Linked DNA regions of Homo sapiens: region 1 is linked to region 2. A link is an interaction called in ENCODE POLR2A ChIA-PET data of the cell type or tissue named here. Cell type or tissue: Panc1. All regions are shown on one strand. Each heading gives the region's core, and the rest is flanking DNA. Links, peaks and the distances in the headings are about the cores only. Region 1 holds the start of PTPN11 (protein tyrosine phosphatase non-receptor type 11). Region 2 holds the start of LOC105369983 (a long non-coding RNA gene).

The links. Peaks named below come from ENCODE experiments on the same cell type or tissue, not always from the same donor. Only the 100,000 strongest peaks of a DNase experiment are listed, where the experiment ranks them.
Region 1: POLR2A ChIA-PET joins it to region 2 with 13 read pairs; 2 of 35 experiments call an interaction of 5 or more read pairs at or near these places.

Annotation. Positions count from the first base shown.
Region 1 is chr12:112,410,599-112,426,097 of GRCh38, reverse strand. It overlaps PTPN11 (protein tyrosine phosphatase non-receptor type 11), which reads right to left and starts at 7,151. Exons shown (of 16, transcript NM_002834.5): 1 at 6,973-7,151. The coding sequence starts at 6,986. It also overlaps a transcript of RPL6 not described here. RefSeq lists silencers at 6,644-7,213, 6,925-7,276 and enhancers at 6,650-7,297, 7,264-7,523, 7,298-7,945, 7,946-8,594. In Panc1, for the core only: no CTCF peak of the experiment used is centred there; no DNase peak of the experiment used is centred there; H3K4me3 peaks cover 409 bases; H3K27ac peaks cover 192 bases.
Region 2 is chr12:111,312,913-111,328,411 of GRCh38, reverse strand. It overlaps CUX2 (cut like homeobox 2), which reads right to left. Exons shown (of 22, transcript NM_015267.4): 17 at 7,637-8,400; 18 at 5,832-5,991. LOC105369983 (a long non-coding RNA gene) reads left to right here and starts at 8,250. Exons shown (of 4, transcript XR_945341.2): 1 at 8,250-8,339; 2 at 13,320-13,442. In Panc1, for the core only: no CTCF peak of the experiment used is centred there; no DNase peak of the experiment used is centred there.

The DNA.
Region 1 (15,499 bases), core at 7,696-10,195, 1.1 Mb before region 2:
TTTATCTATGCATCCCCCTCCTCCAGTGATGTGGGGAAACAGTCAAGCTGGCCAGTAATTTCAGGAACTTCATCTCAAGGCTGCTATACTGAGAAAGGAGGTTTAGGCTGGGGGCAGTGGCCCATGTGTGTAACCCCAGCACTTGGGGAGAATCGCTTGAGCCCAGGAGTTCCGACCTCATCTCTATAAAAAAATCAAAAAATTAGCTGAATGTGGTGGTGCACGCCTGCAGTTCCAGCTACTCAGGAGGCTGAGGAGGGTGTATCCCTTGAGCCCAGGAGGTTGAGGCTACAGTAAGCTATCATTGCAACATTGCCCTCCAGCCTGGGTGACAGAGTGAGACCTTGTCTCAAAAAAAGAGAGGGGTGGAATTTAAACTAGGGATCCAAAGTCTAATTTCAGGGTGGGAGGGGTTTGAGGGATGAGAAATTACTTAATGGGTACAATGTATGTTATTCAGGTGCTGGTTACACTAAAAGCCCAGACTTCAATGCTGGATAATACATTCATGTAATAAAACTGCACTTGTAACCTTTAAATGTATAAAGTCTAATTTCAGTTTCTTGTATACATATAAATTTATATCTTTCTTACCTGCTACTCCAGAAAAATTATTATATTTGTTCTTGGGGAATAAGTTTATAGTTTGTTACTTTCTACAGATTACAAGAATATTCCTCATTTCTAATCTAATTAAATTTTAATATCCTATAGTAAAAGAGTAAGTCATGCTGAAAAAAAAGGCATCAATAGGGACAAGCATTATAAGTAAAAGGCTACAAAAAAAGTTAAATTCTTGAAAAGTGTTCTAATGCATGCTACACTGTATTTCATTTAACTAGCCCCCCCCACTGATGAACATTTCAGTTGTCTCCAATATTTTGCCATCTCAACAATAATGCAATAAATATCCTACTAAATGTCAAAATTTTTTTAAAGTTGTTAGGTGGGCACAGTGGCTCACGTCTGTAATCTCCAGCACTTTGGAGGCCGAGGCGGGTGGATCACCTGAGCTCAGGAGTTTGAGACCAGCCTGGGCAACATTTTGAGACCAGCCTGGGCAACATGGCAAAACCCCATCTCTACATACACACACACACACACACACACACACACACACACACACACACACACACACACAATTAGCCTGACATGGTGGTGTGTGCCTGCAGTCCCAGCACACACACACACACACACACACACACATACACACACACACACACACACACAATTAGCCTGACATGGTGGCGTGTGCCTGCAGTCCCAGCCACTCGGGAGGCTGAGGTGGGAGAATGCTTGAGCCTGGGAGGCAGAGGTTGCAGTGAGCTGAGGTCGTGAGCCTGGGTGACAGAGTAAGACCCCATCTCAAAAAAAAAAGTTGTTAAAGCAGCTTTTTATCCTTTTTTTCCAAGCAGCTTTTTAATGGCAGTGCATAGATATGTCTTTATAAATCACTATTTTCTCATGGAGTTTCATTGGTCAGCATCTCTGCTTTGATGACAAGGCAATAAACAAAAACTACCTCCAAAAAAGACTTTCCACAAACTACTTTTACCCAAGTTCAAAGCCTCTCTCATCACTTGTCTCATCTCCCTGAATCTACTCCTGCCTCCTACAATCCTTCCTTCACAGCAGCCAGAGAAATATTTTTAAATAGATCAGCTCATGCCACTCCCCCGATCACATCCTTCTATGATTTTGCATTGCTCTAAAAATACAATCTACACTCCTCTCCATGGTCCACATGACACTAAAGACATTAAGAATCCCTATGTGGTCTGCTCCCACCTACCTCCCACCTTCCCAGCCTCACAGCTCCCACACTTGCTCTCTCCTAGCCTTCAATCACTCCGAGATCTTCTCCCACTTCAGCACTTTTGCATGTGCTGTTTCCTAAAACCTGGAATACTCAATGCCTAGCACGGTACCTGGCACAGAGTTATCCCACCATAAATAATTCTTCAATGAATGGATAGATGTTTCATTAGAGTAGGCCAGTGGGATGATAAAAACTTGAACCATTATCTTTAAAATAGACATTGTAAAGGCCAGGTACAGTGGTTCACATCTGTAATCCTAGTACTTTGGAAGGCCGAGGCAGGCAGACAGCTTGAGCCCAGGAATTTGAGACCAGCCTGGGCAACAGAGCAAGACCCTAACTCTACAAAAAAATAGAAAAATTGGACAAGTTTGATGCCACGTGCCTGTAGTCAGTCCCAGCTACTCAGGAGGCTGAGATGGGAGGATCACTTGAGCCCAGGAGGTCGAGGCTGCAGTGAGCCAAGATTATGCCACTGCAGTCTCCAGCCTGGGCAACAGGGTAAGACCCTGTCTCAAAAAAAAAAAAAAAAAAAAAAGACATTGTATGTGTGTATATACATGTATGTGTAGACAGATATACATATTACAGAAACACATACAATGTGTATTTGTGTTTATATGAGTATACAAATATACATATATACACATACATTCTAAACAGTATATTCTATACCAATACATTTCAAATTTCAGGCTTGTGTGGTAGCTCATGCCTATAATCCCAGCACTTTGGAAGGCCAAGGTGGGCAGATCACTTGAGGCCAGGAGTTCAAGACCGGCCTGGCCAACATGGTGAAACCCCATCCCTACTAAAAATATAAAAATTAGCCAGACATGGTGGCACGCACCTGTAATCCCAGCTACTCAGGAGACTGAGGCACAAGAATTGTTTGAACCCAAGAGGTGGAGGTTGCAGTGAGCCAATATTGTATCACTGCACTCCAGCCTGGGTGACTGAGTAAGACTCTATTTCAAAAAAAAAAAATTTCAAATTTCATTTTGGTACTAGCTTTATCAAATTCATTTGATGCTGGCATAAAAGTCTGTCTCCCTCTCTAAATTCAGTGCTCCTCGCGAACATGGATAGTATTTTTCCTATTTCAGTGTTGTCAAAGAGCGTCACATATACACATTTGCTCAAGGCACAAAGTCCTCCAAAATTCATAGTAATGAACTGGGCTGCATTTTAGGGCATCTGAATCCATTTCAGGGTCTCCAATCCTTGGTTGGGGTCCACAACTCCCAGAGACCTTGCCAACATCACTTTTTGCCTCTTTCTTCCTTAAAAACATTGGCGTTGGATGGCAAGTACTGTCTGTGTTTCCCAGAGGGAAGGGGAATAAGCTGAGTTTCTCTATTGTTCTGTGGCTGCCTAACAAAGTACACCACGGCCTGCTAGGACAATTACAAACATGAGTTGGCTCTGCTTTTCCAGCATCATGTGCCACTCATAACAGTCTCCACATTGACCATGGACACGAGGGGTAAGTCATCTTAGCAGTGGCCTCTGCACTTGAGCAACTCTAACCAAAAACTTGGCCTTACATCAGGACCTAACGTTAATAAAGACATCCCAGTTTCCACTGCAAAGACACAGAACTGTTATTTTTCAGCAAGGCAAGTTTATTTACTCCCGCAGGAGATAAACAAACGTGGCCACCAGGGAGAGCCCAGGACAAAATGTACTTGACCTGCAAGAGATAAACCAAAAGCCTCCAGTCTCAGAACAAGCTCAATTTTCTGCCCCTCTCAGCTCATCGTCGCGTATGGATTTCAGAGCAACAAAAACAGATGTAAAGGAGGTACCACATGCTGAAGGAAGAGTTGGAAAATACAGGCAGCTTTGTTGGTTTCACAAAGGCAGAAAAGGGCAGAGAAGCAACCTCAAAATCTAAATCCAGTACTATCACTGCTACATGATCAAGGGAGGAGTCACTTAATTGCTGAATGCCTTAGTTTTCCTACCTATGATGCTGAGAGATATCAGTACATTGAATATACTTACATTTTAATTACTGGATGCATATAAAAGCCGAACCCAAGAGGAGTTATTTTGATAATTAAGCAAAACAAAATTCAGACTACTAATTGTCATTCAGGTGTCAGCTCACACGATCACCTTCTCTAAACCACCTATCAAAACTAACTGCATTCTCCCATCCTCACATTTCTGTGGGATTTTTTCCCTCCTAGAATTTATTACTACCTGAAATTGCCCTATTTAGTCATGTGTTTGTCTGCTCTCTCTCAGCCATGAAAATAGCAATATTTTCCTATCTTACTGCTTTATCCTGCCTGGCTCATTAACTTCCTGTTGAATGAATTAATACTAGGTTAAAGTAATTTGAAGGCGGGACGCAATAGCTCATGCCTGTAATCCCAGCACTTTGGGAGGCCGAGGCAGGAAGATCGCTTGAGCCCGGGAGTTTGAGACCAGCCTGGCCAACATGGCAAAACCCTGTCTCTATAAAAAAATACAAAAATTAGCCGGGTGTGGTGGTGCACACCTGTAGCCCCAGTAACCGGAAAGCTGAGGAGGGGGGATGGATTGAGCCTAGGAAAACAAGGCTGCAGTGATTGCACCACTGCACTCCAGCCTGGGCAACAAAGTGAGACCCTATCTCAAAAAAACACAATAATAACAATAATAATAAAATTCTAGGGCTGGGCAGGGTGTCTCATGCCTATAATCCCAACACTTCAGGAGGCCAAGGTGAGAGGATCACTTGAACCCAGGAGTTTGAGACTGCCCTGGGCAACACAGTGAGACCCCATCTCTATTCAAACAATTTTAAAATTTTTAAAAATAAAATTCTAGGAAATGCAAACTAATACATAGTGACAGAAAGCAGAATAGTGGCTGCCTAAGAACAAAGGAAGGATTATAAAGAACATAAGGCAAAATTACCAGGGGTGATAGATGTGTTCATTATCTTGACTATGGTGGTGGTTTCCCAAGTGTATATGTATGTCAAAACTGATCAAATTGTACATTTAAATATATGCAATTAATTGCATGTCATTTATACCTCATTAAGGCTGGTTAACAAATAAAACAGGCTTATAATCCAAAAAATAATGAATCATTCAAAATTATGTGTATTATGTTCATAACCCGGCTTTTTGGGTGGTGCATAATACCAGGGCTGGAGGGGAGAAGGAATTACTCCATTTCAAACTGTCATCTTTACCACTTGCTACTTTGACTATGCCCACACTTCTATGCTTCTAAATGAACAAACTGGACAATGTAGGGTCTATTACTACCCAGACCTTTTCCCAACCCCCAGCCCCGTCTGATGTCTCCTAAAGCAGCAGATCCTTACTTGTCTGGAAGAGCAGACACCAGGAACAAAAGGCTCAATGACTATTTGACAGATTAAAGAATAGACAACTGTTTATTTAAAAGCTCCCTAAAGAATTAGAACATTTGAGGCTATACACTGTTCTGTTGAAATGCAGTTATATATTACCCAGATCTGTAAGCACTTGCCAACCGACCTGTCCAAGTCACTCACTTCCTACGAGTTCTCAGTTTTCTTTTTCTCCCCTTTTTAAATTCCAGATCCATGTATGAATAACATGCCAGGTGTGTTTGGAGGAGACATTCCTAATATTTTGAAAAATCTCATTCAGGCTGGGTACGGTGGCTCACGCCTGTAATTCCAGCACTTTGGGAGGCCAAGGCGGGCGGATCACGAGGTCAGGAGTTTGAGACCAGCCTGGCCAACATAGTGAAACCCTGTCTCTACTAAAAATACAAAAATTAGCCGGGCATAGTGGTGCGCCTGTAGTCCTAGTTACTTGGGAGGCTGAGGCAGGAGAATCGCTTGAACCTAGGAGGCGGAGATTGTGGTGAGCCGAGATTGCGCCACTGCACTCCAGCCTGGGCAACAGAGTGAGCCTCCGTCTCCAAAAAAAAAAAGAAAAAAAGAAAAGAAAATCTCATTCAAATAGCCTCAATAGCTTGAATCGTTTTTTAAATGTCTGAGACAGTGACCATAATTGAACAATCATGGAAAAGAATAGACAATGGGTCTTAAGTGTGAGTGGTATATAGAGTGACTATACAAAATAGCAGGATCACTATCTGAAAACAACAGGTCACACTACTGTTTGACAACAAAATTAAGGCTTACAAATGGTTAGCAATAGTTACAAAATAATAGAAGCAACATAGTGATTAAAAGTAGGGATTCTGTCTCCACCACCTACTAGCTGTGAGGTTAGGCAATTTACTTAACCTCTGAAACTCGGTTTACTCATCTTTACAATGGGGATAATAGTAGCCATCTGATAGGGCTGTGGTCAGAACTAAGCAAATGTTAGCTATTAGTAGTAGTATTACCCTGACCTTTCAAAGGATCTCATTAACTCACTAATCCTCCTAAGTTTCAAATCTTGTCATTTACTAGCATGTTGCTTCTGGGCCTCGGTTTCCTCATCCATAAAACGGGTACCAGTAAAGTGACCTGACTGTTAAGGTTGCAGTGAAGGATTAAATAACGAGATGCGGCTCCCTTCCTTTCCATCTCCCAAAGCGAAGATCGCAGAGGAAGGAAATACTTCTAGTGGCTGCAGATACAGTCAGTTTTTCCATTTCTGGCACGTGAGGGGTAGGAGGAAAAGAAGACACAAAGAGGCATATAAAAGGGTCAGGGGTCCTGCGTGAAGTCCCCAAATGCACGAAAGTGGCACAGTGAGCCAGAACGACTAGACCACTGGGGGCCCGGCCCCGCGCAACTCCCCTCTCGTGTCCCAAGGAGCCTCCCCAAGTGAGCAGGGTTATTTCGGAATCACCATGAGGCAATTCTCATGAGGCAATGGGTCAGGAATGCGGCGCTGAGCCTGGCCGCTGGCACCCGTGGTTCCCTCGGCGGCTCTACCTGCCCCGGGCCTGACGGGCATCCCCGGGGCTGCCGCAGCCGGAACTCGGGGAGGCAGGAAATGAATGGGGACCCGAGGGGTGGGGGCGCGGTGGGGCCGGCCCCCGGCCCCTGGAGGGCGAGGGGACGAGGAGGGAACCGGCCCCCAACCCCGACCCGGGGCGGGAGCCCGAAGCCCGGCCGGGGCGCCCCCTTCCGGACGGGGCTAACCGAACGCGGCGGTGGCCGGGCCGAGGCCCGCGCCGGGCCCCTCGGGGCTCCTCACCTCCGCGATGTCATGTTCCTCCCGCCCTCCGGCTCCGCGACGGACCCGCTCCTTGCTCAGGCTCCGCTGGGCTCGGTCACATCGGGCTGGCCCGAGGGAGGCCCGCTCGGGACCGGACGCGGGGCAGAGCCAGCCGGCCGCGCACAGACCCCCCTCCAGGCCTGGGGATCCCGGAGACTGTGCAGCTGCCCCCCGGCCCGGCTCGCTCCTCCTCCGCCCCCGCCCTTCGCCGCCGTCGCCCCCGTGATGTCACCGCTCGCGACGCCCGCCGCCACTTCCTGCTTCCCGTCAGCGGAGGACCGAGCGACGGCCGGGAATGGCAGCGCGGGGGCTCCGCGGAGGCGCCACGCACAGTGTCCAAAGCATCCTTGCTTCCTCCTGGAAACCGCGGCCGCCAGGTGTGAGCTGCGCGCTCCGCGTCTACGCCACCGACCCGTCCGGGCCCGCTGCCACATCGATTTCATTCATTTCGTTCCACAAATCGCCGCTCCACTCATTAGCTGTGGAACCTTGGGGAAATTACCTACTGTCTCCGAGCCTCGGTTTCCTCCATTCTTTTCTTTCTGTAAGATAAAGATAGTAGGCTGGGCGCGGTGGTTCACGCCCGTAATCCCAACACTTTGGGAGGCTGCGGCAAGAGGTTCGCTTAAGCCAAGGAGTTCGAGGCCAGCCTGGGCAAAAAAGCAAGACCTCATCTCTACAAAAAATGCAAAAAACTAACCGGGCGTGGAGGCTGCGGCGGGAAGATAACTTAAGCCCGAGAAGTCGGGGCTGCAGTGAGTCGTGATCACGCCACTGCACTACACCCTGAGCGACAGGGCAAGACACTGCCTAAAAAAATAATAATAGGCTGGGCGCGGTGGCTCACGCCTGTAATCCCAGCACTTTGGGAGGCCGAGGTGGGCGGATCACGAGGTCAAGAGATCGAGACCATCCTGGCCAACATGGTGAAACCCCGTCTCCACTAAAAATTCAAGAATTAGCCTGGCGTGGTGGGGGGCGCCTGTAGTCCCAGCTGCTTGGGAGTCTGAAGCAGGAGAATCGCTTGAACCCGGGAGGCAGAGGTTGCATTGAGCCGAGATCGCGCCACTGCACTCCAGCCTGGCAATAGAGCGAGACTCCGTCTCAAAATAATAATAATAATTACAATAAATACTACTTTGGGGTGGGAGCGGTGGCACACGCCTGAAATCCCAGCACTTCCCTTTGGGAGGCTGAGGCGGGCGAATCGCTTGAGTCCAGGAGTTGGGAACCAGCCCGGGCAAAATAGTGAAATCCCATCTCTACAAAAAATACAAAAATTAGCCGGGCGTGGTGGCGCGCGCCTGTAGTCCCAGCTACTCGGGAGGCTGAGGTGAGAGGATTGCTTGAGCCTGGAAGGTCGAGGCTGCTGAAAGCCGAGATCGCGCCACTGCACTCAGGCCAGGTATGGTGGCTCACGCCTTCATCCCAGAACTTTGGGAGGCTGAGGCAGGAGGATTGCTTGAGCCTAGGAGTTCAAGACCAGCCTGGGCAACATGGTGCGACCATGTCTCTTAAAAAAAAAAAAAAAAAAAAAAAAAAAAGCCGGGCCGGGTGGTACGGAAGTATTACTTTGGACACTCTGTGAAGCTCGAGCAAGAGAGCAAGGCCAGAAACAGAGAAGCCAGTCAAAATACGGAATACTATAGTATTCTGGTCTGGGAATAATGGTAGCTCAGACCAGATTGAGAAGAGTAGAGCTTTTACTTGATTGATGCGCATATGACTCATTGAAGGCTACAGATCTAGCTGAGCGTGGTGGCTCACGCCTGTAATCCCAGCACTTTGGGAGGCCAAGGAGAGCAGATCACTTGAGGTCAGGAGTTCAAGACCAGCCTGGCCAACATGGTGAGACCCCGTCTCAACTAAAAATACAAAGATTAGTCGGGCTTGGTGGCGCACACCTGTAGTCCCAGCTACTCCGGAGGCTGAGGTGGGAGAATTGCTTGAACCGGACAGGCAGAGGTTGCAGTGAGCCCAGACTGCACCACTGCGCTCCAGCCTGGGTGACAGGGTGAGACTCTTTCTCAAAAATAAATAAATAAAGGCTACAGATCTAGTGAATGGCAGAGCCATAAGTTTAACCCATATCTGTATAGCTCCAAAATCCTCATTTTTTTAATGCTTGCCCATTTCATTCATATACAAGTGAGTCTCATACTGTGTGCTAACTGCTTCAGCATCATGTGCTCCTTACAAAGATCACCTTTAATATATGCCAATTTAATTCACATAAGAGCCATTTAACAAGCAGTTGTCCCTCTCCCTAAATCCTGGCCAGCTAGATGACAAGCTACATTTTAACTGATCTCAGGCCTGCAGGCCTAAACTTCCTAATCCAATCTCCACATAGTAGCCAGAGTAATCTAAACTACAAAACTAGGCGGGTCACTCGGGGCGCGGTAGCTCATGCCTGTAATCCCAGCACTTTGGGAGGCCAAGGCAGGTGGATCACCTGAGGTCAGGAGTTTGAGGCCAGTCTGGCCAACATGGTGAACCCTCGTCTCTACTAAAAATACAATTAACTGTGGCCAAGTGCGGTGGCTTACACCTGTAATCCCAGCACTTTGGGAGGCCAAGGTGGGTGGATCACCTGAGGTCAGGAGTTTGAGACCAGCCTGGCCAACATGGTCAAACACAATCTCTACTAAAAATACAAAATTTAGGGCTGGGCGCGGTGGCTCACGCCTGTAATCCCAGCACTTTGGGAGGCTGAGGCGGGCGGATCACGAGGTCAGGAGATCGAGACCATCCTGGCTAACACAGTGAAACCCCATCTCTACTAAAAATACAAAAGATTAGCTGGGCGTGGTGGTGGGCACCTGTAGTCCCAGCTGCTCGGGAGGCTGAGGCAGGAGAATGGCGTGAACCCAGGAGGTGGAGCTTGCAGTGAGCCAAGATCACACCACTGCACTCCAGCCTGGGCAACAGAGCGAGACTCTGTCTCAAAAAAAAAAAAAAAAAAAAAAAATACAAAATTTAGCTGGGTGCAGTGGCAGGCACCTGTAGTCCCAGCTACTCAGGAGGCTGAGGCAAGAGAATTGCTTGAACCCAGGAAGTGGTGCTTGCAGTGAGCCAAGATTGCGCCACTGCACTCCCACCTGGGCGTCGGAGCGAGACTCCATCTCAAAAAAAAAAAAAAAAAAAACTGCAAAACTAGTCACTCCCTACATTGAATTCACCAATGGCTTCTCCTTGATTTTAGAATGAAGTCCAAAAAAAAAAAAAAAAGGTTTATCCCCCTGGATGTGGTGGCTCACCTCTGTAATCCCAGTGTTTTGGGACTCCTAGGTGGGAGGATTTCTTGAGCCCAAAGAGTTCAAGAACAGCCTGGGCAACAGAGTAAGACCCCTGTCCCTACAAAAAAAAAAAAGTTTTTTGTTTTGTTTGAGTTGGAGTCTCATTCTGTTACCCAGGCTGGAGTGCAGTGGCGCAATCCCGGCTCACTGCAAACTCCACCTCCCAGATTCAAGCAATTCTCCTGCCTGAGCCTCCCAAGTAGCTGGGATTACAGGCACGCACAACCATGCCCAGCTAATTTTTTTTGTATCTTTAGTAGAGACAGGGTTTCGCCATGTTGGCCAGGCTGGTCTCCAACTCCTGACCTCAAGTGATCCACCCACCTCAGCCTCCCAAAGTGCTGGGATTACAGGCGTGAGCCACCATGCCCGGCCCAAAAAAAAGTTTAAAAAAATTTTTTTAGACCCAAGGTCTTGCTATGTTGCCCAGGCTGGCCTTGAACTCCTGGCCTCAAGCAGTCCTCCCACTTTGACCTCCCAAGGCCTTGGATTTACAGGCGTGAGCCAATGCACCAGAGTTTTTTTAACTCTGGTCCCCAATCACTTCACCACCCCGTCTCCCCACTACTCGCTTCATTCTCTATGACCCAGCCATGCTGAATGACTTTCAGCTCCCCTCAATATGCCATATTCTTTCCCAGCGTAGAGCCTTTTAACAATCTGCTTTCTTTCCCCAGAGGGTTCTTCCTGACTGTCCTCCACATCAACTCTATGCCTCTGATCTCAGGCTAGGAGCCACTTCCTCTGGAATACAAGCCTCACCCGATTCTCTAGTGCAGGTCAGATGGTCACCAAGACACCTATCCTTAGAACCTAACATGCTACACTATAAATCTAAGAGCCGTATCATATAGGAAGCATCCAATTAAGTTTTGTGGGTTTTTTTTGTTTTGTTTTTTTTTTTAGACAGTCTCACTCTGTCTCCCAGGCTGGAGTGCAGTGGCGTGATCTCGACTCACTGCAAGCACCGCCTCCTGGGTTCACGCCATTCTCTTGCCTCAGCCTCCCAAGTAGCTGGGACTACAGGTACCTGCCACCACGCCCGGCTAATTTTTTGTATTTTTTTAGTAGAGACAGGGTTTCACCGCATTAGCCAGGATGGTCTTGATCTCCTGACCTCGTGATCCACCCGACTCGGCCTCCCAAAGTGCTGGAATTACAGGCGTGAGCCACGGCGCCTGGCTGCCAATTAAGTTCTTGATCTAGCTGCCTGGGTGTCTATAAGCAAGTCATTTGACTCCTCTGTGTCTGTTTCCTTCTCTGCAAAGTAGGAATCAAAATCCTACCATAGGATAGGTTTGTGAAATACTCAGAACAGTGTCTGGCAAAGTCAGCACTTGATAAAAGCTGGCTATCATTTGTCTCTTTTCCAAAGTAAACTATTAGCTCTTTGAGTGCAGGAACTACTACCTTCCTAGTGTTTCCTATATTCTGCACACTCTGCAGCTAGAATGAATAATCTTTTAAAAATACAAATCTAATCACGTCACTCCCCTCCCCTGTTGTATGAAGGAGGTTCAAACCCTCTAGCATTAAGTTGAACTCCTTCCCTTAGCACATCAGTCCGTTCTAGATATGGCCTGTGCCAACACCCTCACATAATCTAGCAGTTTCTAAAGGCTTCTAGCTGTTTCTTGCATCCCTGTCTTCCAAAATTTAGTTCCTACTGCCTGGAATACTCTTCAAACCCTTCTCCACCTGGAAAACAGTCATGCAAGGTTAAACTCCAACTTAAGCAGCTCCTCCAGAAAACATTCTTTCACTTTTTGAGAATAAAAGAGAGACTCCTTTCCTATGCTCCTGGGGCTGCCTCTTCATGCTTCTATCAGCACCTAACACATTTCAACATCATTGTGGGTTCTGTCATTGTTGTTCTGTGTCTTTCTTTAGATTATGATCTCCTTTTAAGACAAAGTCATTGTCTTCCTTTTTTTTTTTTTTTAATACAGACAGGGTTTTGCCATGTTACCCAGATTGGTCTAAAACCCCTGGGCTCAAACAATCATCCTGCCTCCGCCTCCCAAAGTGCTAGGATTACAGGCATGAGCTACCATGTCCGGCCGGTCTTCCCATCTTTATATGCCTGGAGTAGTGCCTGGCATATTCATTTATATGGCCGGGCATGGTAGCTAACAGGAGGATCTCTTGAGACAGGAGTTTGAGACCAGACTGGCAGCCTGGGCAACATAGCAAAAACAAAACAAAACAAAACAAAACAAAAAAACCTCAATCTGAATTATTTTATTATTATTATTTATTTACTTTTTAAGATGGAGTCTTCACTCTGTCGCCCAGGCTGGAGTGCAGTGGCACAATCTCGGCTCACTGCAAACTCTGCCTTCCGGGTTCACACCATTCTCCTGCCTCAGCCTCCCGAGTAGCTGGGACTACAGGCACCCGCCACCATGCCCGGCTAATTTTTTTGTATTTTTTAGTAGAGACGGGGTTTCGCCGTGTTAGCCAGGATGGTCTCGATCTCCTGACTTCGTGATCCACCTGCCTTGGCTTCCCAAAGTGCTGGGATTACAGGCGTGAGCCACCGCACCCGGCCAACTCCATCTTAATTTTAAAAAGATATATTCATTTAGAGATTAATTCAGATAATAGCCATTACTTTATTTGAATTTCTTTCTCAATTACAAAAGCAATACAAGTTCCTTGCAACAAACTAAATAACAAACAGTAATTTTCTCTGTTCCTTGATGCATACGTACTCCATATCCCAATCCCCAGCAGTGTTAATGGTTTGGTGTATGTCTTTCCACACTTTATACATATACAAACACACAAACTCATCCCATACACAGGCTCACACACATACATAACACATATAAAGATATTTTTCTATTTATTTATTTATTTATTTATTTATTTATTTATTTGAGACAGAGTCTCACTGTGTGGCCCAGGCTGGAGTGCAGTGGCACAATCTCGGCTCACTGCAACCTCTGCCTCCCGGGTTCAAGTGATTCTCGTGCCTCAGCCTCCCAAGTAGCTGGAATTACAGGCATGCACCACCATGCCTGGCTAATTTTTGTATTTTTAGCAGAGATGGGGTTTCACCATGTTGGCCAGGCTTTAAAAGATTTACTGCCTAACAAACAAACAAAAAATACAGCTGAGGCAACATTGTGAGACCCTGTCTCTACAAAAAATGTAAAAAAATTAGCCAGGTATGGTGGTGTGCACTGTACTCCCAGCTACTCAGGGGGCTGAGGTGGGAGGATTGCTTGAACCCAGGAGGTCAAGGCTGCAGTGAGCCATGATCTCACCTTGCATTCCAGCCTGGGCGACAGAGCGAGACTCTGTCTCCAAAAAAAAAAAAAAATTAGGCTGGGCGAGGTGGCTCACGCCTGTAATCCCAGCACTTTGGGAGGCCGAGGTGAGCAGATCACCTGAGGTCAGGAGTTCAAAACCAGCCTGGCCAACATGGTGAAATCCTGTCTCCAATAAAAACACAAAAAATTGGCCGGGCAAGGTGGCTCAGGCCTGTAATCCCAGCACTTTGGGAGGTCGAGGCGGGCAGATCACGAGGTCAGGAGATCGAGACCATCCTGGCTAACACAGTGAAACCCCACCTCTACTAAAAATACAAAAAATTAGTCAGGCATGGTGGCGGGCGCCTGTAGTCCCAGCTACTCGGGAGGCTGAGGCAGGAGAATGGCGTGAACCCGGGAGGCGAAGGTTGCAGTGAGCCGAGATCATGCCACCGCGCTCCAGCCTGGGCAAAAGAGCAAGACTCTGTTTCAAAAAAAAAAATTAGCCAGGTGTGGTAGCGGGCACCTGTAATCCCAGCTACTCAAGAGGCTGAGGCAGGAGAATGGCTTGAACCCAGGAGGCAGAGGTTGCAGTGAGCCAAGATCACGGCACTGCACTCCAGCCTGGGCGACAGAGCAAGACTCCATCTCAGAAAAAAAAAAAAAAGATTAAGTGTCTGCAAAAATGTCTGCTTTGTGATTAAAGTGCTGCACAAATTTCAGAGAATTTTATATATGGCAAAACTAAACTTAATAAAAACATTTACTTTATAACTAACATGGTATTTTGCCCAACTAATGAATTGTAAATTTTGCAATACCGCAACAAAACACAAGAGGGGGTTCATCTACGTTTTTATTTTAATGACAGGTCATTCAACACATATTTTGGGGCGTTCACTAGGTGAAATTATCTGAGATTGCCAGCAATTTTGAGGGGCCCACGTAAGCAACTGTGCATCTCATTCATTCATTGTGGTACATTTTCTGCAGTTGAAGTTTCTAAGAGGTGCTTTGCTGAGGAAGCTAAACAAATAAAGCTGCTGACATTCCCATTCTCAAAAAAAAGGGCAGTGTTCATCTGATCATTGTATTTGTATCCTCAGTGAATCAGAACCAGAAAAAGGCTAAATGATTCCCAGAGACACAGCCATGAAGCAGGTGGTTTCGATCTGAAAAAATCAAGGTGAAAAGCTCTAGCAACCAGAAAGAAACGAATGGAGGAAAATGGAAAACGCAAGCTAGAAGGTATTACAAATGTGTACATGTTGGCTTAAGGGCTTTGAAGCAGTAAAGAACTATCACATATACTGTGTTGTGTATTTTGTAAAAGATAATAAATATTCTTATTTTTAATTCTAACATGAGCAAAACTCTCATGCATCTTCATTAATCATCTCTTTAATCTTGCAGCCTAATGGTTAAGAGTGCAATCTTTGGAATCAGATCTATGCTGTGAGCAAGTTACTTAATGTCCTTGAGACTCAGTTTCCTCATAATAGTATCATTCACAGGTTGTTGGGAGAATTAAATGAAATAAAGCAAGGCACATTGTATGCAATATTGCCTATTATCTCCCATGCATAAACTTTAGCAGAATACTTGACAACAACTAGGATGTTGATGATCAGATGATTGTAGTGGTGATGGTGACAATAACAAGAGCTAACAGTTCGCCAGGTGCGGTGGCTCACGCCTGTAATCCTAGCACTTTGGGAGGCTGAGGCGGGTGGATTACTTGAGGTCAGGAGTTCAAAACCAGCTTGGCCATCATGGTGAAACTCTGTCTCTACTAAAAATACAAAAAATTAGCTGGGCATGGTGGTGTGCGCCTGTAATCCCTGCTACTTGGGAGGCTGAGGCAGGAGAATCACTTGAACCCAGGAGGCAGAGGTTGCCGTGAGCCAAGATCGTGCCACCACACTCCAGCCTGGGTGACAGAGCGAGACT
Region 2 (15,499 bases), core at 6,011-8,510:
GGGGCTGCGCCTGGCAGTGGACGTGGGGATAAGGGCGTGCTTTATAACCCTCCCGTGGCATCTGGCTCAACTTCAGTAACAGGTATGGTCAGGGTTCCAGTGCCGGTCCCTGCCCGCCCCAGTGGCCAGGGCATACACAAGCGGGGCTTGGACAGGTCCTGACACCCAGCCCCACAGCCAGACTCTGTGGGACTTTGTGGGCAATGGATACACCCTTTTGCTTCCAGGCCCAGTGGGTTATGAACAAGCAGAGGCTGTGAGGGTGGCTCTGCCATCACCACTCTCTCCCTAGGGCCAGCAGCTACAGTAGCCACCTCCAGGCCTGATTCCCTCATCATTATTATTATTGTTTTTGAGACAGGGTCTCGCTCTATTGTCCAGACTGGAAGGCACTCACTCCAGTTCACTGCAGCCTTGACCTCCTAGGCTCAAGCATCCTCATACCTCAGCCTCCTGAGTAGCTGGGACTACAGGCACCTGCCACCATGCCCAGCTGATTTTTGTATTTTTGTAATTTTGTACAGAAGGGGTTTTGCCATGTTGGTCAGGCTGGTCTCAAACTCCTGACCTCAAGTGATCCGCCTGCTTTAGCCTCCCAAAGTCCTGGGACTACAGGTGTGACGCACTGTGCCTAGCCTTGGCTTCCTATTCTGGGAGAGCAGGGGACCCCGCCACCTCTACTCACATCCCTTCCCAGGCCGTGCATGGTCCCACCTCCTAGCCGCTGCCTGTGCCATTCCTTCCACAAGGAGCACCATTCTCCATCTTCTCTGCTTACCTCTATCCTACCTGTGGTCAAATCCTTCCATGACAATAAAATCTACAACCAAAACAATCAGACATTGGGGAAATGCAAATAAAAACTACAGTGAAATACCACTTACACACCCACCAGGATGGCTAGCGTCAACAAATGGGAGATAACCCATGTTGGTAAGGACCTGGAGAAACAGAAACCCTTTGAACTTCCTCAGTAAGTTAAACACAAGAGTTACCATATGATCTAGCCAACTGTACTCCTAGATATATGTTCGAAGAACTGAAAATGGGGGTTCAAACACAAATATGTACACAAATTTTCATAGGCGCATTATTCAAAATAGTCAAAATGGGGTCTATCCATACAATGGAATATCATTTAGCCATAAAAAAGGAAGGAAATTCTGATGCATACTACAGCCTGTATGAGCCTTGAAAACACGTTAACTGAAAGAAGCCAGCCACAGAAGGCCAAGTAGTACAGGATTCCATCTATATGAAACATTCAGAAGAGGCAAATCCAGACAGAAAGAAAGCGGAATTCCAGGAGCTGGGGGGAAGGAGGATGGGCAATGACTGCTGGATGGGTATGGGGTTCCTTTTTGGGGCGGTGGGAATATTCTGGAATTAGACAGAGGTGATGGTCACACGCATTGTGCATGTATTAGATCCACTGAATTGTATACTTCAAAAATGGTTTAAAAGGTACATTTTACGTTATGTGATTTTTGTTTGTTTGTTTCTTTGTTTGAGACAGAGTCTCACTCTGTCACCCAGGCTGCAGTGCAGTGGTGCCATCCGGCTCACTGCAACCTCTGCTTCCTGGGTTCAAGCGATCCTCTCGCCTTAGCCTCCCGAGTAGCTGGGATTACAGATGCGTGCTACCACACCCGGCTAATTTTTGTACTTTTAGGAGAGACGGGATTTCTCCATGTTGGCCAGGCTGGTCTCAAATTCCTGGGCTCAAGTGATCGGCCCGCCTCGGCCTCCCAAAGTGCTGGGATTACAGGTGTGAGCCACGGTGCCCAGCTGTTATGTGAATTTTACTACAGTAAAAAAGTTAGTTAAAACCTAACACCACAGACCAGGCGCAGTGGCTCACCACTCCAGCCTGGGTGACAGAGTGAGACTATGTCTCAAAAAACCAAAAACCAACCCCCTCCATCACCACAACACTATAAAACAAAACCAACCCCTACCCCACCACAAGACTATAAACAAAACCCACCCCTCCCCCAACACAACACTATAAACAAAACCCACCCCTCCCCCACAACACTATAAACAAAACCCACCCCTCCCCCACCACAACACTATAAACAAAACCCACCCCTCCCCCACCACAACACTATAAACAAAACCAACCCCTCCCCCAACACAACACTATAAACAAAACCCACCCCTCCCCCACCACAACACTATAAACAAAACCCACCCCTCCCCCACCACAACACTATAAACAAACCCACCCCTCCCCCACCACAACACTATAAACAAAACCAACCCCTCCCCATCACAACACTATAAACAAACCCACCCCTCCCCCACCCCAACACTATAAACAAAACCCACCCCTCCCCCACCCCAACACTATAAACAAAACCCACCCCTCCCCCACCACAACACTATAAACAAAACCCACCCCTCCCCCACCCCAACACTATAAACAAAACCCACCCCTCCCCCACCACAACACTATAAACAAAACCCACCCCTCCCCCAACACACTATAAACAAAACCCACCCCTCCCCCAACACACTATAAACAAAACCCACCCCTCCCCCAACACAACACTATAAACAAAACCCACCCCTCCCCCAACACAACACTATAAACAAAACCCACCCCTCCCCCACCACACTATAAACAAAACCCACCCCTCCCCCACCACAACACTATAAACAAAACCCACCCCTCCCCCAACACAACACTATAAACAAACCCACCCCTCCCCCACCACAACACTATAAACAAAACCCACCCCTCCCCCACCACAACACTATAAACAAAACCCACCCCTCCCCACCACAACACTATAAACAAAAAAGGATGGAAGTCTTTTCCCAGGTAGGCTCTGGGGTAGACACATTTCGGGACCCTAGGGGGCAGGAAGCCTGATGGCCCACAGCCCAGGGTGCTCATCCTAGGTCTGCCACTCACTGGATGATGGCCTTGGGCAAGTCACTGCACTACCATGCCCCTGGATTTCCTCATCTGTGAAATGGAAATGATAAACAGTCCCTTTGGTGGAGACTGACATGAAGATTACAGGACAAAGCACTTTGACCACTTGGTGCTATGTGTGGTAAGTGGCAGCGGTCATTAGCATTAGCATGGCTGCTTTTTTTTTTTTCTTTTGAGACGGAGTCTCGCTCTGTCGCCCAGGCTGGAGTGCAGTGACAGGATCTCGGCTCATTGCAAGCTCCGCCTCCCGGATTCACACCATTCTCCTGCCTCAGCCTCCTGAGTAGCTGGGACTACAGGCGCCTGCCACCACGCCCGGATAATTTTTTTTTTTTTTTTGTAATTTTAGTAGAGACGGGTTTCACCGAGTTAGCCAGGATGGTCTCAATCTCCTGACCTTGTGATCCGCCTGCCTCAGCCTCCCAAAGTGCTGGGATTACAGGCATGAGGCACCCCACCCGGCCAGCATGGCTGCTTTTAATCCTCGTTACAGCCTTATGGAGAGGAGTTTTTAAATCATTGTATTTATAAACTATTAAAAACATATAGAAATATACAGACAACAATATGTAAGTCCTCCCCTCCCTTCCACCCATCACCGTAATCGATGCTGACACTTCACCCCCGTCACTTCCAATCTTCCTTCTTGTTTTAAAGAAACAGGAAAGGGCCAGGTGCTGTGGCTCACGCCTGTAATCCCAGCACCTTGGGAGGCCAAGGTGGGTGGATCACCTGAGGTCAGGAGTTCAAGACCAGCCTGACCAACATGGAGAAACCCCGTCTCTACTAACAATACAAAATTAGCTGGGCATGGTGGCGCACGCCTGTAACCCCAGCTACTCGGGAGGCTGAGGCAGGAGAATCGCTTGAACCCGGGAGGCAGAGGTTGCAGTGAGCCGAGATCATGCCATTGCACTCCAGCCTGGGCAACAGAGCAAGACTCTGTCTCAAAACAAAAACAAAAACAAAACAAAACAAAAAAAAGAATAGGAAAGGAGCAGAGCAAAGTCACCACGCCCTGCCTCTTCCTGGCCCCCTCCCTGCCCAGTGCAACCTCCCTCCCCAGCTGGGGGGCTGCCTCCTTATGCATTTCTTTCTTTCTTTTTTTTTTTTTTTTGAGACAGAGTCTCACACTGTTGCCCAGGCTGGAGCGCAATGGTGAGGATCTCAGTTCAACTGCAACCTCTGCCTCCCAGGTCATGTGATTCTCCCGCTTCAGTCTCCTAAGCAGCTAAGATTACATGTGCACGCCACCATTTCCAGCTAATTTTTTGTATTTTTAGTAGAGACGGGGTTTCACCATGTTGGCCAGACTGGTCTCGAACTCCTGACTTTGTGATCCGCCCGCCTTGGCCTCCCAAAGTGCTGGGATTACAGGTGTGAGCCATCACACCCGGCCTATACATTTCATTTTATTAATTCTTTTAGAGATGGTCTCACTTGCCCAGTGCAGTGTGAGATGCACTGCAGTGGCATGATCATAGCTCACTGCAGCCTCGAACTTCTGGGCTTAAGCGATCCTCCTGCCTCACCCTTACAGGCACATGCTACCATACCCGGCTAATTTTTTATTTGTAGAGATGAGGTTTCGCCATGTTGCCAAGGCTGATTTCAAACTCCAGGCTTCAAGAGATCCTCCTGCCTTCACCTCCCAAAGTATTGGGATTACAGGCGTGAGCCACTGTGCTCGGCCTCCTTTTTTCTGAGACAAGGTCTTACTCTGTCACCCAAGCCGGAGTGCAGTGGGATGATCACAGCTCAAGTGATCCTCCTGCCTCAGCCTCCCGAGTAGCTGGGACCACAGGTACGTACCATTCCAACTGATTATTTTTATATTTTGTAGAGACACGGTCTCCCTCTATTGCCCAGGCTGATCTTGAACTCCTGGCTTCAAGAGATCCTCCAGCCTCAGCCTCCCAAAGTGCTGGGATTACAGGCGTGAGCCCCCATGCCTGTCCTCAGCCTCTTTTTAAATATTAATGCATAAGTCTGCAGCCATACAGCTACACCAGTGTGCAGTCTCATCCTGTAGGTGTTAGCTTCTATAGTAAGCACTGTCACTGGGATGGAGGCTTTTGTCACTTGACATTATGTTTCCAGTCCATATTCCTGTTGATATGGGCCTGCTGACCTGGCTCGTTTCTGTGAACCTGAGATATGGTTTTGTCCTATTGACAAGACTGAGCTCAGATCCTTGGACTCAGGGTCTGGCCTCCCCTGGTCTCTGCCCTTCTCAGTGGGCAGGTCTGATGTCCTCTCCTTGCAGTCACGTGCCCTCATTCCAGTGCAGGGCCCGGGTAGGTGCCTCACCAGGGCCCTGGCAGACTTATCCGCTGGTCCCCACAGTGGCAGGGAGCTGGGGCTCCCCCTAGCACTTCCGGACTCTGGGACTTTGGGCATCCCTCTGAGCCTCCGTTTCCTCACCCGGGCAAAGCTGACACTCCAGCCTGCTCGTGCTATCATGGGCAGCTGGGTGGCACTGCCCAAGGCCCTGTGCTAAGAAGGAGTCTGAGGCTGCACGCTAGGTCTTCAGGAAACAGAGCTGAGATCGATGAGCAATTCCAGATGTGGGACTCCACATGCAAAACACATTCTCCACCTGCTCTGAGCACCATGGAGCCACTTGGAGGCTTAAAGCCAGGACCCAGTGCATCAGGCGTGCAGCTTCTAGAAGCCTCCCTCTGGTTGGAGGAAGGAAGAAAGGGGAGCAGAGAAACCCCAGGACCCCCCGCCATGTTCCAGTGCAGCCATGACAGTGACTGGGATGAAAGCCAGGGCAGCAGGGAGGGAGAGATAGGTAGACTCGGGCAGTAAAGCCAGGCGGACATGCCACTGCGCAGGTGGGAAGTTTGCCAGCACCCCCTGAGATGCTCCTGCCCGCACTCACCCTGGGAGGCACCAGGCTGCTGGCCCACTGCCTGGCCGAGCTGGTCAGAGAGCCACAGCTGCATGCGGATGAAGGGCTCCCGCCCCTTCTGCGTCAGCTTGCTCCATGGCTTCGGCCGGGACAGCATGTCGCTCACGCTGCCCTGTGACAGGCCCAGCACCTGCGAGGGGCGGGCCAGGGGGGTAGGTCAGCAGGCCCCTGGGACATGGGCCTGGCCCTCACTCTCCTCCCCAACCTTTTTTTTTTTTTTTTTTTTTTTGAGGCAGAGTCTCGCTTTGTCTGTCGCCCAGGATGGAGTGCAGTGGCACCATCTCAGCTCACTGCAAACTCCGCCTCCCAGGTTCAAATGATTCTCCTGCCTCAGCCTCCTTAGTAGTTGGGACTTGTACCAGGCTGGTGCACGTCTGGCTAATTTTTGTATTTTTAGTAGAGATGGGGTTTTGCCACATTGGCCAGGCTGGTTTCGAACTCCTGACCTCAAGTGATCCACCCAACTCAGCCTCCCACAGTGTTGGGATTATAGGTGTGAGCCACCATGCCCAGCCTCCCATCCCCTCCCCTCCCCTCTGTTGGAGTCCAGGCGGCCTTCATTTGTTCCTCATAGGTGCCTGCCATGTGCTGTTGCTGTGCCCTTCCCCTCCAGTACCCTCCCTAATGTCCCTACATGTAAAAATCCTTCAGTGCCCCCCTCCTCCAGGAAGCCTTCCCTGACCTCCCACTTAAGTCATTTCTCCCTCCTCCGAGCTTGCCTGGCCCTTTGCCTATTCCCTTGCTAAAGGTAGAGGTGACACTTAAAACTGGCATTGCAGGGGCACCAACCAATCAGGAAACACTGAGGTCCCCTGGCTAGGGTGAGCTTTATTTAACCCTTTCTTTTTAAATTTTTATTTATTTTTGGGGGGATGAGGTCTTGCTCTGTTGCCCAGGCTGGAGTGCACTGGTGTGATCATGGCTCACTGTAGCCTCGACCACCTGGGTTCAAGCAATTCTCCCACCTCAGCCTCCTGAGTAGCTGTGCACCACCACACTTGGCTAATTTTTTTTATTTTGTAGAGATGGGGGTCTTGCTACATTGCCCAGGCTGATCCCAAACACTTTTTTTTTTTTCTTTTGAGATGGAGTATCGTTCTGTCACCCAGGCTGGAGCACAGTAGCGAGATCTTGGCTCGCTGCAACCCCTGCCTCCCAGGTTCAAGTGATGCTCCTGCCTCAGTCTCCTAAGTAGCCATGACTATACCGGCACAGGACACCAAGCCCAGCTAATTTTTATATTTTTAGTAGAGATGGGGTTTCACCATGTTGGCCAGGATGGTCTTGATCTCTTGATCTCATGATCTGCCCGCCTCAGCCTCCCAAAGTGCTGGGATTACAGGTGTGAGCCACCGTGCCCAGCTTAATTTTTGTATTTTTTAGTAGAGACGGGGTTTCACCACGTTGGCCAGGCTGGTCTCAAACTTCTGGGCTCAAGAGATCTTCCCACCTCCGTCTCCCAAAGTGCTGGGATTACAGGCGTGAGCCACCAAGTCCTGCCACTTAACCCTTTAGTGGCTGGACCTCAGGCGATCTGGAGGGGCCTGGAGGAGGGGAGTTAAGTGGCTGTTTGCTGGCCAGGATGGAAGCATTTCCTGGTTTTAACAACCACGGAGCAGAACAGTGGCCCTCCTTCCTGCGGGACCCAGGGACAGCAGGACTCAGGAATGAAGGGCCTGGGCCCCTGGGGTCCCGCCAGCCTGCTTGGGTGGGCATCCTACTTCTCCGACATCTTCTCCCAGAGCCCAGACACCGGGGGCCCGCCCTGCACTCACCTTCTCCCCGAAGATCCTCTGGCAGATGCCGTTCTTGGCCAGCTTCTCCTTGACCTGGCGGGTGAGCTCCAGCGTGTCTACCTCACGGTACATGTACAGCTCGTACTGCTCGGGGGTCAGCGGCGGCACGGTGGGCTTCAGGGTGCGCGGCACGTAGGCCGGGTAGTAGGGCAGCCGCGCGCCCGCCTCGGCCGTCGCGCCCTCAGCCTTGAGCTCGCCCGTCCTGGGGGGTTCGTCCTCCGCCCCTGCCGCCGCCTCGTCCTCGGGGGGCACAGGGGCCTCGTCCCCGCGGGGCCAGGCGCGGCCGTTGGGCTGGCCAGAGTAGCCAGAGGAGGAGGAGGAGGACAGCGAGGGCGACACGGAGGCGTAGGGGCGGCTGAGCAGGCCGCGGTCGGAGGCCCAGTGGTGGTCGAAGTAGCCGGCGTCGCCGATCTCGGACTTGACCTTGCGGATGATGCTCTGCACGAAGGCGGCGGGGGACAGGACCGGGAGCGGCGCCTGCGCGGGGCCCCCGCTGCCCTCCTCCTGCTTCACCAAGGCCGGGGCCCCGTTCTGGCTCGCGGTGGCCAGTGATGGCCGCTCCGGGGGCGAGGGGGGCACCGAGCGGCCCCTGGGCGCCACCTCCATCTCCAGCAGCGCCTGCTGTTGCGCCTGCATCTCACGGCGTGCCTGCTCCAGGATGCTCTTGATGGCGTCCTCCGAGGTGCTGGCGGGGGTCGTGCCGTTGGCGATGCTCAGCGGGGCCACCGAGGTCTTGGGCTCGCCTGCGGGGAGGGGGACAGGACGGCCCGAGGCCCAGGGTCAGGGCTCGGCATGCAGGGGACGATGTTCACAGCATCCCTGTTGATGCCAGCACGGTGTCCAGGCAACCTCTGTGTCCAGCAACTGGGGATTGGCTAACTAAATTATGATCCCTCCCTGTGGCAGAATATTAGGCAGCCACCCAAAATTCGGTTGACAGTGAGGTTTTGGCATATGCAGAGAACATGCTCATGCGGATAATGCAATGCAAACACAGACCTGACTTTTGTTTTGTTTTGTTTTGAGATGGAGTCTCACTCTGGTGCTCAGGATGGAGTGCAATGGCACGATCTCAGCTCACTGCAACCTCTGCCTCCCCACTTCCAGCAATTCTCCTACCTCAGCCTCCTGAGTAGCTGGGATTACAGGTGTGCACCACCATGCCCAGCTATTTAGCTTTAGTAGAGACAGGGTTTTGCCATGTTGGCCAGGCTGGTCTTGAACTCCTGAGCTCAAGTGATCTACACCTCAGCCTCCCAAAGTGCTGAGATGACAGGCATGAACCACAGTGCCCGGCCTGACCTGACTTTTACATAGGCAATGATCCAACCATGTAAATGTTCAAAGACAAAGAAAACACGAAGGCACAGAAAAGTGGCTTGTTCACTTGTTCTGTTTTAAAAAAAAAATTCTTTAAAAATATTTCTTTCCTTCCTCATTTCCCTTCCCTTTCTTCCTTCCTTTCTTTCATAGAGATGGGGTCTTGCCATGTTGCCCAGGCTGGTTTCAAACTCCTGGCTTCAAGTGATTCTCCTGCCTGGGCCTCCCAAAGTGCTGGGACTACAAGCATGTGCCACCATGCTCAGCTAATTTTTGTATTTTTTGTAGAGACGGGGTTTTGCCATATTGCCCAGGGTGGTCTCAAACTCCTGGGCTCAAGTGATCTGCCCTCCTCAGCCTCCCAAAGTGTAGAGATTACAGGCTCGAGCCACTGTGCCCAGCCCTTCACTTGTTCTAATAGCAATGAATCCAAATGCCCATGCAGAGAATGGATCAAAAACAGTGGGATGGGCCAGGCACAGTGACTCACACCTGTCATCCCAGCACTTTGGGAGGCTGAGGCAGTCAAATTGTCTGAGTTTAGGAGTTCGAGACCAGCCTGGGCAACATGGCAAAACTCAGTCTCTGCAAAAAATACAAAAATTAGCCAGGCGTGGTGGCTCACACCTGTACCTCAGGGTCTGAGTTGGGAGCATTGCTTGAGCCTGGGAATTCGAGGCTGCAGTGAACCAAGATTGCACTCCGACCTGGGTGACAGAATGAGACATCCATCTCTAGAAAAAAAAATAGTGGGATGATCACACAATGGAACACTATGCAGCAGTGAAAAAGGAAGTCCTTATGCAAAATCAGATATGAATCTTTTTTTTTTTTTAAAAAAAGAGATGTGGTCTTGCTATGCTTCCCAGGCTGGAGTGCAGTGGCTCGATCTCAGGTGCGATCATAGCTCTCTGTGGTCTCAAACTCCTGGGCTCAAGTGGTTCTCCTGCCTCAGCCTCCCGAGTAGCTAGGACTACAGGTATGAGCTACCGTGCCCTTTGTGTGAATCCTAATAACATAATATTGAGTGAAAAAAGCAGGTGAAGGCTGGGAGCAGTGGCTTATGCTTATAATCCCAGCACTTTGGGAGGGTGAGGCAGGAGGATTACTGGAGCCCAGGAGCTCAAGACCAGCCTAGGCTACAAAATGAGACCCTGACTCTACAAAAAAGTGAAAAAAAAAAAAAAAAGAAAAAAGAAAAAAAAATTAGCCAGGCATGGTGGTGTATGCCTACGGTCCCAGCTGAGGCAGGAGGATCACTTGATCCTGGGAGGTCGAGGTGGCAGTGAGCCATGTTTGCACCACTGCACTCCAGCCTGGGCAACAGAGTGAGAGCCTATCTCAAAAAACAACAACAATAACAACAACAACAACAACAAAAACAAGTCCAATAAGATGGCACTCAGTATCACGTTTTCTTTTTTCTTTTTTCTTTTTGACTGAGTCTTGTTCTGTTGCCCAGGCTGGAGTGCAGTGGCGTGATCTCAGCTCACCTCAACTTCTGCCTCCCAGGTTCAGGCAATTCTCTTGCCTCAGCCTCCCGAGTAGCTGGGATTACAGGCACTCGCCACCAGGCCTGGCTAATTTTTTTTTGTATTTTTAGTAGAGATCGGGTTTCACCATGTTAGCCAGGCTGGTCTCAAACTCCTGAGCTCAAATGATCTGCCCACCTTGGCCTCCTAAAGTGCTAGGATTACAGGTGTGAGCCACCGCGCCCGGTCGGTATCACATGTTTTCTATCAAGTTCCATAACAAATAACATAAACACTATATGATTTAGTGAAAAACCTTTTCTACAAATGGCAAACACAAAGGAACAACAGGACAAAATTTTAGGATGAAAGACATCTCTGGGAGAGGAAGGCAGGGGTGGGATGGGGAGGAAAATGCCAGATCTCAGTTATTGGGAATTTTCTAAATCTTGGGTTGGGCAATATGTTCCCAGAGGTTCATTCTGTCATTTACATGAGTGAACGAATGAATGAATGCATGAATATACACACACATATATACACATATATATATATGCACGTGTGTACACACATACACACAGACACCTGAGAGAAGGCCATGCAGGCGGCAGCCCTGAGAGTGTGTCATGAACCAAGGATAATAGATGGATCTGTGCCCTGAGGAATGACAATTAACCAGTAAATGAAAAGGTGCTTCCCTCTGCCCTCAGAGAAGCGTTCCCGACACCAGAGTCTCTCTAGCTCTGCAGAAAGCCAGATCAATGTAACCCCTTCTTCATTATCTCTGTGTAGCTTTCATCCTAGTGGGTCCTCTTAGACCCATTAAAAATAATTTTCATTGCTTTTCCAATTAAAAAGTAATATAGCAATGGAACATTATTTTGTCATAAAAAGGAATGAAGCACTAACAGGGGCTACAACAGGAATAAGCCTTACAAACATGGGGCTGAGTGAAAGAGGCCAGACGCAAGGTAGCACATATGATATGATTCCATTTACACAAAATGTGCAGAACAGGTCAATCCACAGAAACAGGATGCAGATCAGTGGTTTCCAGGGGCTGGGGGGAGAGTGGAAAGGAGAAGCACTGCTTAATGGGTATAGGGTTTCCTTCTGGGGTGATGAACATGTGTGAACTGGAGAGAGATGATGGTTGCATAACACTGACTATACTAACTACTACTGAATTGTACACTTTAAAATGGTTAATTTTGGCCGGGCGTGGTGGTTCACGTCTGTAATCCCAGCACTTTGGGAGACTGAGGCAGGCCGATCACTTGACCTCAGGAATTTGAAACCAGTCTGGCCAACGTGGTGAAACCCCGTCTCTACTAAAAATACAAAAATTAGCTGGGCGTGGTGGCACGCACCTGTAATCCCAGCTACTCAGGAGGCTGAGGCAGGAGAATTGCTTGAACCTGGGAAGTGGAGGTTGCAGTGAGCCGAGATCACACCACTGCACTCCAGCCTGGGCGACAGAGCTAAAGACTCTGTCAAAAAAAAAAAAAAAAAAGAAGTGCCGGGCGCGGTGGCTCAAGCGTGTAATCCCAGCATTTTGGGAGGTTGAGGCAGGCGGATCATCTGAGGTCAGGAGATTGAGACCAGCCTGACCAACACGGAGAAACCCCGTCTCTACTAAAAATTAAAAAAAAAAAAATTAACCGGGCGTGGTGGCACATGCCTGTAATCCCAGCTACTCGGGAGGCTGAGGCGGAATCACTTGAACCCAGGAGGCGGAGGTTGTGGTGAGCCGAGATTGCGCCACTGCACTCCAGTCTGGGCAACAAGAGCACAACTCTGTCTCAAAAAAAAAAAAAAAAGCTTAATTTTATGTTATGAGAATTTTACCTCGATTAAAAAAAACTCATACTTGCCTACTATGGGAGCACAGAGGAGCATGCAAAAAAAAGCACAAAAAGTCAAGATCAAAATGAAAGTCACCCTTACTGTCTCTTAGGAGCAACCACGTGAAATATTCTCATGTATTCCCTTCCAGTCTGTTTTCTAAACTACATGCATCGCATGATCATACTCGATATGTGGAAGTGTAGTCTGGTTTGTCCCCATTTAGTATCAACATGAGTGTTTTTTTTCTTTTTTTCTTTTTTGGAGACAGGGTCTTGGTATGTTGCCCAGGCTAGTCTCAAACTCCTGGGTTTAAGCGATCTTCCTGCCTCAGCCTCTCAAGTAGTTGGGACTACATGCATTTGCCACTATGCCCAGCTAAATTTTTTCTTTTTTTTTGAGACCGAGTCTTGCTCTGTTGCCCAGGCTGGAGTGCAATGGCGCGATCTCGGCTCACTGCAACCTCTGCTTTCCAGGTTCAAGTGGTTCTCCTGCCTCAGCCTCCTGAGTAGCTGGGATTACAGGTTCCTACTACCATGCCTGGCTAATTTTTGTATTTTTAGTAGAGATGGGGTTTTGCCATGTGGTCCAGGCTGGTCTCCAACTCCTGACCTCAAGTGATCCATCTGTCTTGGCCTTCCAAAGTGTTGGGATTATACAGGCGTGAGCCACTGTGCCCGGCCCCATTTTTTCTTATCATTAAAAGTTCTACCTTTAAGGGCTGCACATGCTGCTAAAGGGATATTATCTGCTTTACTTACCAGATCCCCCACTGCTGGACACTTAGGTTGTTTTGTTTCCAGTTTGTCACTCTTATGAACAATGATGGAACAGCTTATATATAAACCCCTGTCCCCATTCTGGACATTTCCTTCCAATCCCAGAAGTAGAACTCGTGATTGAGCAGTTAGTCACATTCATTTCCTCCCTGGCAGCGGCTCATGTGCCCACTGCTTAGCATTCATTTTTTTTGCCAGGGGTATGGGGCAATAACCTTTGTATTTTTCCTCTTGCTGAACTCCTAGACCCTGAATATAAGACTACTGGCTGGCCCATGGAGAGCAAACGTTTTCCTCTGCTGCGATGCTGTCTTTGACATTGCCCTGGTGCCTGCTTCCGACCCCCAGGAGAAAGTGCTGTATAAAGAGGTGAGAGACCTGGGGTTTCCCTCTGTCTCTGTGTAACTGAACTCATGTCTTCCCTCCCTAGCCTCAGTTGTCCTGTCGGTTTAGTGGGAGACTTTGGCTAGTTATTTCTTTTTCTATTATTTTTTTTTGAGACAGCATCTCACTCTCACCCAGGCTGGAGTGTAGTGATGAGATCTCGGCTCACTACAACCTCTGCCTCCTGGGCTCAGGTGATCCTCCTGCCTCAGCCTCTTGAGTAGCTGGGACCACAGGTGTGTGCCACCACACCTAGCTAATTTTTGTATTTTTAGAGGAGATGGGGTTTTTTTTTTTTTTTTTTTTTTTTTTTTTAGACTGAGTTTTGCTCTTGTTGCGCAGGCTGGAGTGTAGTGGTGTGATCTCCGCTTACTGCAACCTTTGCCTCCCAGGTTCAAGCAATTCTCCTGCCTCAGCCTCCAAATAGCTGGGATTACAGGCACCTACCACCATGCCCAGCCAATTTTTGTATTTTTAGCAGAGACGGGGTTTCACCATGTTGTCCAGGCTAGTCTCAAACTCCTGACCTCAGGTGATCTGCCCGCCTTGGCCTCGGCCTCCCAGAGGCCCAGATGAGAAGATGGTCTGGGCACGGTGGCTCACGCCTGTAATCCCAGCACTTTGGGAGCCGAGGCAGGTGGATCACGAGGTCAGGAGTTAGCTGCCACACCCAGCCCTGGCTAGTTATTTCTCATGGTTCTTTTCATCTCCATATCATGTCTCACCCATATCTGAAATCTGTGTCTAGACCACAGTAGGTGCTTAATAAATGTTTACTGCATAATTACATCCTTCTCTGTCTTGCATCTCTCTTGCTACTGGAACTGACCAAGAGGGAAATTAGGCTCAGGGGATTTTACAGGTGGGGCAGGGTAGCCGGGTAATCCCTTATCCCCTCACCCCTCCCGGGGACCAGGCAGGAGGGAGGGCCATTGATTGGGAAACATCTCGGCTCCTGGCGGCAACTGGAGGGATTCAGGACACCTGCTCGGAGCAGCCACCAGGGGGCAGCAGACACTGCAAAAATGGAAGAGGGCTTTGAAACCGGAGTCCAGGGTCTCAGTCAGTCTACGCTGTGCTGGGTGTGAGGATGGAACTCGGTCCCTGGCTGCAAGAAGCCCCCACAGCAGACGGAGGGACAGCCACACCAGCAGAGTCGTTTGTGACAGCGCAGAACTGCAACAGGGAGGTAATAATGATAATATTTGCTGTAATGATGGCTGATCTTTCAGGATTACACTGACCTCATTTGATCCTCACACAACCCTAAGAAAGGAAAACTAATACAGTCCCCATTTTTTTTTTTCTTTTTGAGATGGAGTTTTGCTTTTGTCACCCAGGCTGGAGTGCAGTGGTGTGATCTCGGCTCACTGTAAGCTCTGCCTCCTGTGGTCAAGAGATTCTCCTGCCTCAGCCTCCTGAGTAGCTGGGATTACAGGCGTGCGCCACCACGCCCAGCTAATTTTTTTGTATGTTTAGTAGAGACAGGGTTTCGCCATGTTGGGCAGGCTTGTCTCTAACTCCTGACCTCAGGTGATCCGCCCGCCTCGGCCTCCCACAGTCCCCATTTTAAAGATGAGAAGATGGGCGGGGCACGGTGGCTCACGCCTGTAATCCCAGCACTTTGGGAGGCCGAGGCAGGTGGATCACGAGGTCAGGAGTTCAAGAGCAGCCTGACCAACATGGTGAAACCCCATCTCTACTAAAAATACAAAAAAAAAAAAAATTAGCCAGGTGTGGTGGCGCGTGCGTGTAATCCCAGCTACTCAGGAGGCTGAGGCAGGAGAATTGCTTGAACCAAGGAGGTGGAGGTTGCAGTGAGCTGAGACTGCGCCACTGCACTCCAGCCTGGGTGACAGAGTGAGAATCTGTCTCAAACAAAGACGATGAAGGCACAAAGAGGCTAAGTAACTTGCCCAAGGTCACATAGCCAATAAACAGCAGAGCCAGAATTTGTGGCCAGTCCAGCTCCACTACACCAAGCAAACAGGTCACTGTGGTGGGGGTGGAGGGAAGCGGGTGCAGTGTCCAACCCATCTTCT